Regions from separate parts of the Homo sapiens genome. Here region 1 is linked to region 2. Evidence: chromatin contacts called from ENCODE Hi-C data. All regions are on one chromosome and are shown on one strand. The core of a region is the stretch at or near the end of the contact, and the rest is flanking DNA. Distances in the headings are between cores, read along the strand shown.

Evidence for each region. A loop is a pair of places that touch in the nucleus more often than their neighbours do. Pooled maps may share reads with other maps.
Region 1: a loop to region 2 is called in a map of ascending aorta, with 4 times the contacts of the local background. The contact joins the enhancer-like site here to the promoter of SNRK in region 2. A Hi-C loop is called at or near these places in 3 of 168 maps with a recorded cell type or tissue (aorta, ascending aorta and endothelial cell of umbilical vein) and 8 of 50 pooled maps.

Annotation. Positions count from the first base shown.
Region 1 is chr3:43,767,415-43,773,826 of GRCh38, forward strand. No RefSeq gene overlaps it. Among named protein-coding and RNA genes, the nearest start is that of ABHD5, 80 kb to the left of the region's middle. RefSeq lists a silencer at 2,113-2,292 and enhancers at 3,051-3,550, 5,917-6,412. Within about 2 kb of position 2,702, at least 24 of the 41 ENCODE cell types and tissues checked have a DNase peak (open chromatin) inside an H3K27ac peak, as active enhancers do; they include ascending aorta, where a contact is called at or near this core.
Region 2 is chr3:43,282,586-43,288,995 of GRCh38, forward strand. It overlaps SNRK (SNF related kinase), which reads left to right and starts at 3,955. Exons shown (of 7, transcript NM_017719.5): 1 at 3,955-4,090. RefSeq lists an enhancer at 3,695-4,195 and silencers at 3,800-4,199, 4,440-4,489.

The DNA.
Region 1 (6,412 bases), core at 1,452-3,951, 480 kb after region 2:
TAAAAAAATTCTTAATTTTGATATAGTCAGATTTGCCCAGTTTTCATCCGAGGGTTATGTTTTTGAATTATGTTAAGACACCCTTCTCATCCCAACAACACAAAGATATTCCCCTCCTTCCTTCCTATTAACTCTTTATTTCTGTTGGCTTTCACATAGCGAGGTCTTGGATCTGTTAGGTGTTTGCATTTGTATGTGATGGAAGATGTGGCTTTATTCTTCTCCCTGTAGTGAACTATTCTCCTCACACCAGCAGCCAAACCATCCTTTCTCCACAGATTTGTAGCAGATGAAACCTTTAATTTGAAAAAAGAAAGGATATGTGGTTAGGCTTACCTATGCGACCAAATGCTGTTCTATAGTGCTTGCCTGCTCACCAAGTCCCAGCTCTTTTCTGGTCCCCCAACATGCCCAGGGCTTTGTGGTCTCAGAAACATCAACAGGCTCTTCCCTGGTGCATGGCGGGCCCTTCCTCATCCTTCAGGTCTCACTCCAAGTATCAACTCCTTGCAGATGTCTTACCTGAACACCCTCTCATTTACTCTGTTACTTAACCCAATTGGAAATTATCATTTGCATTTGTTTACTTGTTTATTATCCACCTTTCCCTATTAGATTGTGAGTTTCATCAGGCAGAGCTGGGGCTGAGGGCAGAGACTGGAACTGCGTTATTGGTTGGTCACTGCCTCCCTCGTGCCTGGCATACGGCAGACTTGAATTAAAGATTCCTGGAAAAACAGAACAAATGAGCAAGTTTAATTGATTTTTCAGAGGCAATGGGTCATTAGATCGCCCTGGCATTGTCTAATAAATTCTCCTACCCTCTTTGACAACGTACAGAATTAGAATTAAGGTTTGTCCTTCAACCCCACCCCACTCAACACCTTTATCATTTGATAAAACATCTCAGTAGCTTGAGTGTATTTATCACACCTGCATTTATTCACAGTTCGATCTGAGAGCCCTTGTTAACTCCCTTAAAATATCTGATTGAATTTCATGTGGAAGCGAATGCCACAGATTAAATATATGTTGTGTTAAGAAGCTTCCCGTTTTATCACAGCCTGTGCACTGCCAGAAAAGCATTCTGCATGTTAATTAAGATAGCTGGGGGATTTTTTAAAGACTTCTTTTTCTCCCTTTAACTTTATAATGCATTCAGGGGAAGGGAACTAAGGCAACTATTTGCAAAGCTGTAAAAATCAGTGTCGAGTCAGATGGGTTGTGGGATCCCAGGGAGCTTCAGTGACGGGCCAGGGCACTGTCTGTGCATGTCAGCAGCAGGCTGAGTCTAGGAGCCGGCTGTGAAGGAGCTTGGAGAGGCTGAAGGGAGGAAGTTCTGACTTCTGACTTTAGTAGGAACAGTGCCCTTCTGGCTAAGGCTGGAATTTTGCCCAGGGAACAGTTAAGTAAGAGGTGGGGTGGGAAGTGATCAAATCCAAGAATCAAAGTGGACAAGATGAATTTGGATATGGAGAATGGAGAAATCTGACCTTCCTCCCAATTAGAATGTCAGTGTAGCCAGGACTGTGTGGCAAGACCAAGAGGGGGCTGCAGATGCCTGCTTTAGCTGCTGCTAAGATGCCAGCACATTGGCCCTGCTAATGGGCCCAAATTCAGAAGTGACATGAATAAAACATGGATTCTGAAGTTCTTCAGACCTGGATTAAAATCCTGGCTTAGACACTTGTCACTTACTAGATCTCATTTTCCTCACCTGTGAGATGTGCATAGGGACACTGCTAGGTTCAGAGACCCTGGGTACAGCTGGCACATGGCAGGCTGTTAGCATATGGCACTTACTGCTGTTACATAAGAACCTGTGTCCACCTCCTGCTGTCAGGCACTTTGCAGCACCCAGCTGTTTGGTCACCTTTTCACCTCCCTTCACCTCTGTTCTAGTCTTGGCTCACCCTTCAAATACAACTGGCCCCTTACGTCGGGTGACCTAGAGAGTAGTCCCTGCCACTTGCACAATCCCAGTAAGCTCTAGTTAGGAAAATACCCTCATCCAAGTAGTTCCAGAATAACACTGCTGTTTGTTTGGGACTCCCTGACCCATAGCTTAGGAATCATGCATGCGCTGGGGTGACACTAAGAGCAACAAGATGTCCATCGGGAACCACTGCAGTTCCTCCGCCTCCCTTGGCACCGTGCCCTGGGACTGAGTTTGATTGCAGCGCCTTTCCCAGCTGTGACCAGCAGGGGGCGGCTCCTCTCTCTCGTGTCCCTTTCCAGTATCCTGGTAGGGTTCGTTCCCTCCCCAGCCCACTCAGGCCTCCTCCCGGGCTCCGCCTCTCGGGCTCCCTGAGACACGGCCCCGGCTCCTTCCGCCTTCCTTGGAGGAGGCTTGCAGACCTGCAGGGCGGGGCCTGACTGAGAGCGGGGCGGGATCTCCTTCCGGGCTGGGGAACAGATGCCCTGGCGTCCTTGGCACTGGGTTGGCTGGTCCCTCTCCGTCCTGGCTCCATTCCAAGCACGGCAGGCCCCGGGAGGGGCCCAGGCTGCTCCTTTTTCCAGCCAGGACAGAAAAGCATCAAGGAACTCTCGGTCATGAGACACGCCCGTCAGAGAGGAGGCACATTCCAGGAATGACATATGCCCTGAAATGTCATATGCTCTGAGGAGGTGACACTCCCCAATGGGTGACACAGCCCACAAAGGGGACATGGCCCACAAAGAGGTGACATGACCCACAGGGGTCACATGCTCCACAGAGGTGACATACTCCACAGAGGTGACCTGGCCCACAAAGGTGACATGGCCCACAGAGGTGACACAAGCCACAGAGGTGACACAGACCACAGAGGTGACACACTCCACAGAGGTGACACAGGCCACAGAGGTGACACACTCCACAGAGGTGACCTGGCCCACAGAGGTGACATGCTCCACAGAGGTGGTATGCTTCACAAAGGTGATATGGCCCTCAGGGACACACTCCACAGAGATGATCCGGTGCACAGAGGTGACATACTTCACAGAGGCAACCCGGCCCACACAACAACTGTGTCTCAACCATACTAGACACCTCAGGTATCAGAACCTTTCCATGGCACAGCAGGCCATGGAGCAGGCACTGCAGTGTTCGCCCTACAAACCCGGCGACTCAGTTCCAAGACCCTGCAGTCCAGAGAGCAGCTCAGAGGCAACGGGCCGAGGCCAGCCCAGCCGTTTTGCCTAAAGGTGGCTGCCAACCCTGGGGCCCTCAGCCTGGGCCTCCTGTGTCTCTGACCTCCTGCCTATAGAAGTCTGTTGCTCTTGCAAGGCCAGTAGGTAGACAGAGACAAGCATCAGTGAGAGGAAGAGTCATTTATGATTTATGAATAATGAACTAATTTAATCCTGGGTTTCTCTTGTGCCTCCCATTTAGTAATTTGTTCCATTTCTTAATGGCTCGAGTTCTTTATCAGGCTGTGACAGAGGCGAGTGGTGAGTCATCACACTGGGGATCAGGAGGGTGACCTAGATATTGGCACTGGGAAAGCAGTCCTGAGAGACGAGCATCAGCTCCACCCTCCACTCCCTCTCCACTGTGGGCAGCTCTGCGTTGGCACAGCTCCTATCTCTGCATCAAAGTGGCAGGAAGAGGTGGCCGTTCAGTGGAGGTGGGTGTGGCTGGGGCTTGTCTGAAGCTGTGGTTCCACAGCAAGCCCCTTGCTTGTGCTTAGATTGGACATCAGGGGAGAAGATGGAGAAGACTGGGGTCTAGCCCCACTACACAGCTGCATTGAGAGGGAGACAAGACTTTGGCGTCAGGCCACTTGGGCTAAAATCCTGGCTGCCACCTCTGTCTTTGTGACCCTGGGTGCATTGCTTTACCGCTCAGAGCCAAGAAAAGATGCTTCCAACAGTGAAGGCTGTCACCTCTATCCTCACGCTGCTGTCTGGTTTCTTGAACCTGTTATTTCTTTTCTTTTTATTACACACAAGTATATTGAGGCTTTGGAAGGTTAAACACCTTAACGAAGAGAGCAGGAGAGTGGTCTGTGTACAGAGGAGGGGAGAGTGGAACCTGAGAAGGCCTGGAATCAGGACCCCAGGGTGGACCCTTGAGGGCCAGCTTTGCCTTGCCTCCTCCGTGTCATCTTGCATGGCATCTGGCCCCAAAGTGCCCTCACACAGGAGCAGGCAGGGGGGCAGCAGGGGGCTGGTCAGACAGCAGCAGCCACTGAGAGCACAAGGAAGGACTAAAGCCAGCAGGTAGGTGGGGAGAAGAAGTGTGGGCAGCTGTAGGAGGCATCTGTCATGTATTTGCATAGTTAGCCCACCCTGTTGGCGTTTATCCTGTGAAGCAATGGTTATTGTGCCCACTTTACAGGCAGATACACTTGGGACAGAGGAGTCAAAGAATTGCCTAAGCAGCACAGCTGGTGCGGGGTGGAATCTGCCTTCTTCCAGCCTCTTCTCTAAATGCCGTCCCACTGCCTCTTGCCAGTCCCAGTTCTGATAGGTGTGGGTGTGTGAGGCCACCTGCTCTGTGATGATGGGTGTCCTCTTCCTCTTCTAGTGCTTGGTGGTCTACAGATCGTTGCCAAGTACATCAGCCCCTCTGATTCTCACAGTATTCCCGGGAGATGAGTATGAACAAGGATTATGAAAGAGTGAGAGTGACAGAGAGAGAAAGAGACAGAGACAGAGAGATAGATTAATATTAAAGTATAATATACAAACAGGTGTGCATATTATAAGTGCACAGGTCTCTGGATATTCATAAAGACTATTATTTAACTTCATTTTACTAAAAGAAAACTTAGGTTTAATGATGTGATATTCTGAAGTCTGTTTATGTGTCAAGCAATGGAGGCAGTATTCCAGATTACATCTCTTAATGTCCATGATTTGAAATGGATTTTTAAAATATTTAAAGTTTTGATTTTGATTTCTTTTGAGAGCAATATAATTTAATGGAAAATGGCAATGCCTTTATCTTATTAAGTTCATTACCACAAGTGGTTATATGAGAGGGAAATCAGGTGCTTTAAGCCATCCGCTCTTCTGTATTAAAACTCTTTATTTGGGGAATGAGAGTTCTACTGAAGTGTCTTAAGTAAAATTTGATTAAACTTAAGTAAAATTTGTTTAAAACTTGCAAGATGAACTTCATGGTTAAAGTCTAAAGTTTGCAGATTCAGAAAGACTTGAGGAAGGAACAGTGTACTTGAATTTTTTTTTGTAACATTTAATTAGTAGTGCATTGTTTACATCAACACTTTGTGGAATATTTTGGAGACTCAACAAAGCCTTCTTAAGGGTGGCCTGATCCTCGGCTTCCAAGTCTGTTTTTTAGCAGTGAAATGGCTTTCTTGTTCCCACATTTCAAAAAGAGGAAAACATTTCTGTCAGTTAAGCGAAGGGAGAGAGGAAGGTCTCACAATTGTGGTCGTGGTCAGGGGCGGAGACCTCTCCCCTTAGGATGCTCTACTTTTCTCCCTAGGGGGAGGTGACTGGGAGGGGACCTTTCTTCCAAGGTTTGGGAAACCTGGTAGATTCCTGCCTCTCTGGATGCTTTAATGGGGTCCCTGTGTGAAAGCAGGGGCTGGGGGTGTGTTACAAAGTCCCTTCCAATTCCATGAGAGCAGAATTTAGGGCAATTAGAAATTATCCCACCTGAGTCATCTTTCCCCTTCAAAGTGGTGTCTGAGGACTTTCTCAATTGACTCTGGAACAGGAGCAGAAAAACCCAATCAATTAGCCAATATCCAGTGACTGAGATGGACTGTCTCTGTCTGGGAATCGCTGGGGAAGCAGAGCCTGGAAAGGAGATTCATCTGGCAGGGGAGGGAAGATGAACGCTAAGGACTGGGAGAGCTGGACCAGTCAAGCTGAATTGGGCCTGACCCCCCAGTCCCACTCATAGTTAGACTCCAGACTCCAGACTCCAGACCCCAGGCAGTCACTTGAGAGGTCCAGCAGCTATGGCATGACAGGCAGTGGCCAGAGGAATTGCTCTCTGCCCCAGCCAGGCGGGAGCTTGCTCTGCCAGCAAAACCTGCAAGTCATCCTGCTGTAGCTGCCGGCCTGCAGAGACCAGCCCTGGTGGCAAGGAGGAGGTGTGAGGAGGAGGGAGCCTCTGGCAGCTTTTTGTTTCAGGCTAGAACTTTCTAGCAAGGCTTCAGAGCTGTCTGACCCACCTGCTGACTTATTCTCCCCTGCATTCCACTCCCCAAAGGCCACATCCGTCACACGCTGGCTTCCCCAGCCCAGGCATTCTCTCCTCGTGACATTGAGGCTGTGGAATTGTCCCTCCCTCCCTGGATCCCTGAGAACCCAGGAAGCCCACTTTCCCTCAATCACAGGCACATGGAGAGAATGAATTTCGTTTGGTTCATGTAAAGTTGGCTGGGTGATTTTGTTATTTTACTGGAACTAGTTGCCCACCTTTAAAAACTGGGAACTTTCACATATAAGC
Region 2 (6,410 bases), core at 2,705-5,204:
TGAGCCACCTCTCCCAAGCCAGATGAAAATATTTCAAAAGTGGATTGGGGCGATGGCTGCATAACTTTATAAATTTACTAAAAAACCATTGAATCGTCCACCTATTATTGGTGAATTTTATGGTATGCAGATTATATTCAATGAAACTGTTAAACAAAAGTATTAAATCTCCCAATTTAAAAATGTTCTCAACTAATTCAAATTCTTAAAGAACCTATGTGGGGAAAAACAATGCCACAAGTCTGTGGGTGAAAAGCCCTGGGACTGCCTATTTGCAACCTCAGTGCTAGGTGGCAGGAATAGAAATTTAAATAAAATACAATCCTTGTCCCCCCAGAGTTTAAGATCCAAAGGGAGAAAATGGAACAATAAAATTACAAAACTGTATGATACTATGAGTGGGAGGGTATGGGGGTCCCAGAGAACTCCTGGCTCTGACTGGAGTGGGACAGTTAGGAGTAGCACAGAGGATGTGACATGGGAGCTGGATTTTGATGGGTAAGTAGGAATTCAGGAAACTGCGGGTGTAGTAAGTGGAGAAAAGGAGTAGGTGACATTTCCAGACAGAAGGAACAGAATAGGCAAAGACTGGGAATTGTGAAAAGTCAATTCTCTTTGTGAGAACTGGGAAGGCTGGAGACAGGGTACACATGCAGAAAAGAAAGTGCAGGAGAGGAAGCCAGGGACCAGATCAGGAAGGGCTTGGTAGGCTGTATTGACGTTTTTAGATAAGGGATTTATCAGGATTTATTTGCTGAAAGAACAACATGGACATGCTTCTTTTGGCCTAAATTAGACTTTGCATATTTTGGCAAGATCATATTGCACACATTAAAAAATATTCATTAATATACTGCTTACTATATGCCAGCCTTTGTTCTAATACTTTATATAAACTCAATCTCATCAACTCTGGTTCTCAAACTCTAATCTGTCTCAGAATCACCTGCAAGTCTTAAAACAGAGAAATCAGAGTTTCTGATTCAGTAGGTCTGAGGTGGAACTGGAAAATCTGCATTTCAATCCAGTTCCCAGGAGAAGCTGATGCTGCTAGTCCAGGGAGCACACTTTGAGAACCACTGCTTTACATCAAACTTATAAGAAAGGTATTATTATCATCACTGTCTTTCTCATTTTACAGAAGAAACATATAGAAGGTTATGCAACTTTCCCAAAGCCATCTTGCTCTTAGCAGTAGAGATGGGGTTAAATGTCAATGTCTGTCCTATCTTCTAGTTCACTGGTTGCAAACAAGCAGAGTTAAGGACTGGCATTTCCAATTCTTGTTTGCAACTATCAGAAATATCTCTCTCTCACACACACACACACACACACACACACACACACACACACACAGGACCTTAACTGACATCTGAGATAAAAGAGTAGAAGATGTTAACTGATGCCCATAGGGTGGTGAAGGAGTCTTTGAGGAACTCTTTAGGTCATTCCAATTAAGTATTATTTTGATCCTACTGGGGTGAAGCCAGGATCTAGAAATGCACAAGTATAAATGTATGAAATAACTAGTTAAATATGTAAAAGGGAATGTTGTTAAATAAAATGTCACAACTCAAAATTGAACTGTGTATGAATATTCAATGTCTGTTGTTTTAAATACATTTATTTTAAAATTTGAAATAAATTACAAAAACTAACAATATCCAGAGAAGATAACCTTGTTACATATGCTGCTTTTGGGGTTCCAAAGATGAAAATGACAATTCTTTCATCAGTCTGCTCAATTTTCACATTTTGATCTAATTTGTGGCACCTCCCTGGTTTCCTTCCAATAAACAACATCTTCCTTAAACTGGTGGCATTATGTTATTTTTGAGATCTGAATCACAGAGACTGTAATACAAGCAAGCATGCTTCATCTTGTCGTTTTGTAGAATGCTGTACATCTAATTAAAGCTTCTTACAGGTCCATAAAAAGACCCAACATTAAAAAAGCAGTGTGTTGGAGAAAGCCCCAGGGCAGAGTGGAAAAGGAGTTTCTTCATTAACTATAAGCACATTTGCTTAAATTCCAACTTAAGTAATACTATTAATTTGTACTTGAATATCTTAAAATATTGCCGAAGCATAATCAAATCATGTCACCACATTTATGGTGTGGAACCAAAACTGGGTCATATTCTTGCCAGCAGCACTTCAGCTACCCAAGAAATACTGGGGATGAATAAATGATTTACCATGTGGCCAGTACTGCGTCCTTCTCTAGAAGAGTATTGCAGCCAACTTCATTTAAATCAATTTATTATTTTGCCCTTTTTCATTTGTTTTGCTCTTTTATGCCTTGTTTTCCTTAGAAAATTTATTCAAAACCTAGTTAAACAGCAGCAATATAAATACTTTATTTTTCAAGAGCTTATATATTATCGTCATTGTTCTGTAGTTACTGATATAACTCAGGGACTACAGACCCAGGGGTGGAGGCCTTCGACCACTGGAAATCCCTTGGGAGACCATTACAGTGGTATTTTCTCCCTTTAGTTGGCTACAGAGTTCCCTGAATAGTGATATCTCCCTGAGGAGAAAAGTGCATGGTCTTCCTGATTTCTAGCAACAAAAGGACAAATTCTACAAATCCAAGTTAGGAGCTCTTGCTTAATATGCTGCTACAGTTACGATTTCCATGTCAAAATGAGATGACTCTTTTATGGTCTTTTCAGGTCAGAGTGATCCCAGGTGGGACCCTAAGGCGCAGAGGCCTAATCTGAGGCTTTCCCTGGTGCTCTCCCACCACCTGATGCAAGGGTATTAGGGTAACTGGGAGTCCCCTTGATCAGAAAACCCTATGTTATTACCCTAAGAATCAAACTGTTTGCACCTCCCAACAATCCACTCCTGCTTCCCAATCATCTTCAGACATGCAAAGTTGATGCATAGAAGCTAAAAGGCTTTTGACATTTGCAGGTCAACAGAGATTTGCTAAAACCATCTAGATTTCTCTTCGCAGTCCAGTCAATTCAACCAAGCCTGCAGCATCTCCGCAGCTCTTCTGGCTTGTGTCCTTCCTTGCTAGGGGTCCTTTCTTGGGGAAGGGTGGACACAACGTGGGAACAGAAGGGGAAAAGCAGGTTGAAGAAATCTGGCGTCTGGTTTGTTGGTGTTCCCTTCCAGGAACCCTGAAGAGCTGGTCTCTATTGCATGCCATGCTTCCAGGGGTGGGAGTCGGGAGTCCCCTCCCACCCTCTGCGGCCATCCCTAAGCTCCCTTCCAGAGCAACCTGGCCTGGCGACCATACCACTGAACCATCAAGGGCTATGGTTAATGCCCGGCGTGTTTTGAATCTCTGACTTCACGTGCTTTGATGTGTCCCCACGACCGTTTACTTTTCTATGCTGTTGCCAGAGGCTGCCTAGCAGGGCCTGTGTCTCCCGCTGACCTTTAAGGCCAGCACTGCATTCAGATGTTGGGCTTTTCCAATTTTGCTTAAATAACAACAAAATCAACCGAATTTTTTCAAATTAGAGTCCCAGGGAGAAGAAACTACAGAGAAAAAAATCATATTATGTATATATATGTATATACATATGTGCATGTGTGTATGTATATGTATTTTTACAATTTTTTTATCCTTGTTTAAACCTGGGCGGGAACCAAAGAGTAAAGCGCGTGCGGCTCCCTGCCCCCTGCCGCCAAGACGCAGTCCTGTACAGACGCGGTCCCTTCCCTCCGATTTCCCCTGACAGCTCGCGCTACTTTTTCCCGGCCATTGTTCCGTGTCCCTGGTGCTTCCTCCTCCCCCGTCCTCCATCCTCCTTGGGCGCCTTGCCCGCTTTGTCCCGCCAGCCGCCTCAGCCCCGACTCGCCGGGGTCAGAAAGCCGCCAGGATGCCCTCCAGCAGCCCGCGCGCCGGCCGCAGGTGCGCGCCGCCCCGCCCTGCCCTTCCCGCGGCCCCGCCCCAGCGCTGACGTCACAGTGACGCGCAGCCCGCGCAGGCGCAGCTACCCGGCACCCCCTCCCCGCGGCCGGCAGCCCGCTCGGTATTATGATTAGCGCTGGGTGCGGGGTTTCGGCGGCCGGGAGGGAGTTGTCGGCGCCGCGGCCGCTGCGGACGGACGCTCGCCTGCCGGCTGAGGTAGGGGCGAGCGCGGAGCGCGGCGGGGCGCGGCGGCCGTAGGCAGGGGTGCGGGGCCGGCCTCCGCCGCCTCAGTAGCCTCCGCTGTTGCCGGGCTGGGCGCCCGGGCCGGGGCGCTCGCCGCAGGCGGAAAGTAAGTTGCGCTCTCGGCGCCGGCCGCAGCGCGCGGCCCGGGAGGACGCGGGGCCCGGGCTGCGGTGGCCCGGACCCCGCGGCGCGGCCTGGCGGCGGGGCGGCGGCGGGGCCCGGCGGGAGCCGTCACTGCGGCGGCGGCCGCGGTCGCCTGGAGGCCCTGCCCTTGCGGCCGCGGCGGGATTGCGGCACCTCGGAAGGCGCCCGCATCCCCGCGCCCCGCCCCGGAGCGGGCCGAGTGCGGCGCCCGCGGGGCCCCGCGCCCTGGGCGCTTGGTAGGGTGTGTGTTCTTTGAATGCGTTTTCCCCTTTCAGAAGACTGTAGAAATCCGGCCTCAGCAAAAGGGTTCCGTGGTCAAACTGCTTTACAATAGAGTGGGGATGTTGTCTGTAGAGAAAGGGCAAAGGGGTAAGGAAAGAGGAGCAGTGCCATTCCCGAGGGAGAGCTAGAATTTTTGCAGACTGGGAGACTGGGAAATCTACGTTCTTTTCCATAGTCATCGCCTGTTGATTTCTTTCTGGTCCATTTTACAGGGACCTTCCTGCCTTTTACTTGGACTTGGGTTGCAGGAAAGTGGCAGCCTTTTATCTTCGGGGTTCTTGGAGCTGTGCTATTTGTAACTGTTGGATCGCATACAGTCCAGTAGTTTCATAGGGAGTTTCAGGCTTTGGGGAGAATTTAGCAGTGGAGTTCCTAAATCTATAGAGGTCTGAGGATATGGGACCTTTCAAACTGTCATGTTACTTTCCACCCCCCTTCCCTTTAATTATGTGCATTCTTAAAGTCTTAGGAACCGTGGTAAAGTTGACTTAATGCCTTAAACATTTTGTCAGGTTTTAAGGTGAAGCATGGCTTGCAAGTGTTGGACATCCTGTTGAATCTCCACCAAGTTCCTATCAAACATGAAATGCCTGAGTTTGGGCTCCTTGTATGGGATTGGAGCACTATGTCCCAAACCAGTCTTTAACTTATCAGAATATATACAGCAGTGTACTTTAAAGCCCGGGTTGTCAAGGCTTATGTAATCAGTTTGTTAATTTATAATCTCGTTACATTGCTTTCCAGATTTATAAAATAATTCCCTTAAGGAAATCTGTCCTCAACGTCTGCTTAAATATTTCTCTTGGAATTGGATTCTTGAAGAGGAATGTACTGTACAAGTGATGATTAAAGCATACTAATTAGACAAGTTTCTTTTTTTAAAGAACACCAAATACCAAATTTTTAATCTGATTATCTGTGTAATTGTCCTTGAGAGGAGAACAGGTGGACATTCCCATTTTACAGAACTAGAAATGAGAGAAATTACATGACATTTCCAAGGTCACATATTGAAGCAGTGTAGAAAGTCAGGTGCACAGTGCTAACTTTTTATAATACTCTCATCCTGAAGGCTTTTCAGGCAGGAAACTTTCAGTGCCACCTTTCAATTTTTTTTTAAATTTGTATAATCAGTTTTTAATTGTTCATTTTGTGCACAAAAATTACTCTCACCGTATTTTTTAATAATTCTGAGTATTTTTTTCTGTTTTACTGCAGTAAGATCCATTAGTCTAAAACATGCTAGAACTCAGAAGTTGTACTAATTTTATTTTTCTAGACCAGAAGTATAGGTTGGGTCTTTATGGTTTAGATTTAATCACATAATCCTAAAAGAAAGGCTTTTAAATGTCCTTATTAAAATTGAAGGGCTTTCGTGATATTTTTACTGGTCACAGGAAATACTGTTCATCTGAACTTCACTGTGAGTACTTCCCTCATACAGAAAGTGAAACCAAATAGAAAAATATTTATTTCTGGAGATACTGAGCAGCCATGGTTCTAAGTACTGGTATAAATAAGACATGATTTCTTCCCTGTAGCAGCTTGTCTAATCCTAAGAGCTCTTTACACTGCCCAAGAAGAAAAGGGTACAAATGAACTTTCCATAGGCCAGAATCTTAGGAATTAAAAACCGTAGATGAGAAACTCTAGACTTAATGTAACTGCATCCCAGCTGTTTGCTTAAAGATAGAGTGTTTATAACTAAGATGCTTTAGTAAGAAAACTGTTATTCAGAATTTAGGTATTTCCCAGTGTGTATCTATGTGCAGGTAAACTTAGAACAACTTAGGTGGAAAAATTGAGTGGATCCTAGCAGTTCTGAAGATAAACTTAACCTTTGATCATTTATTCATGGAATGTTTGT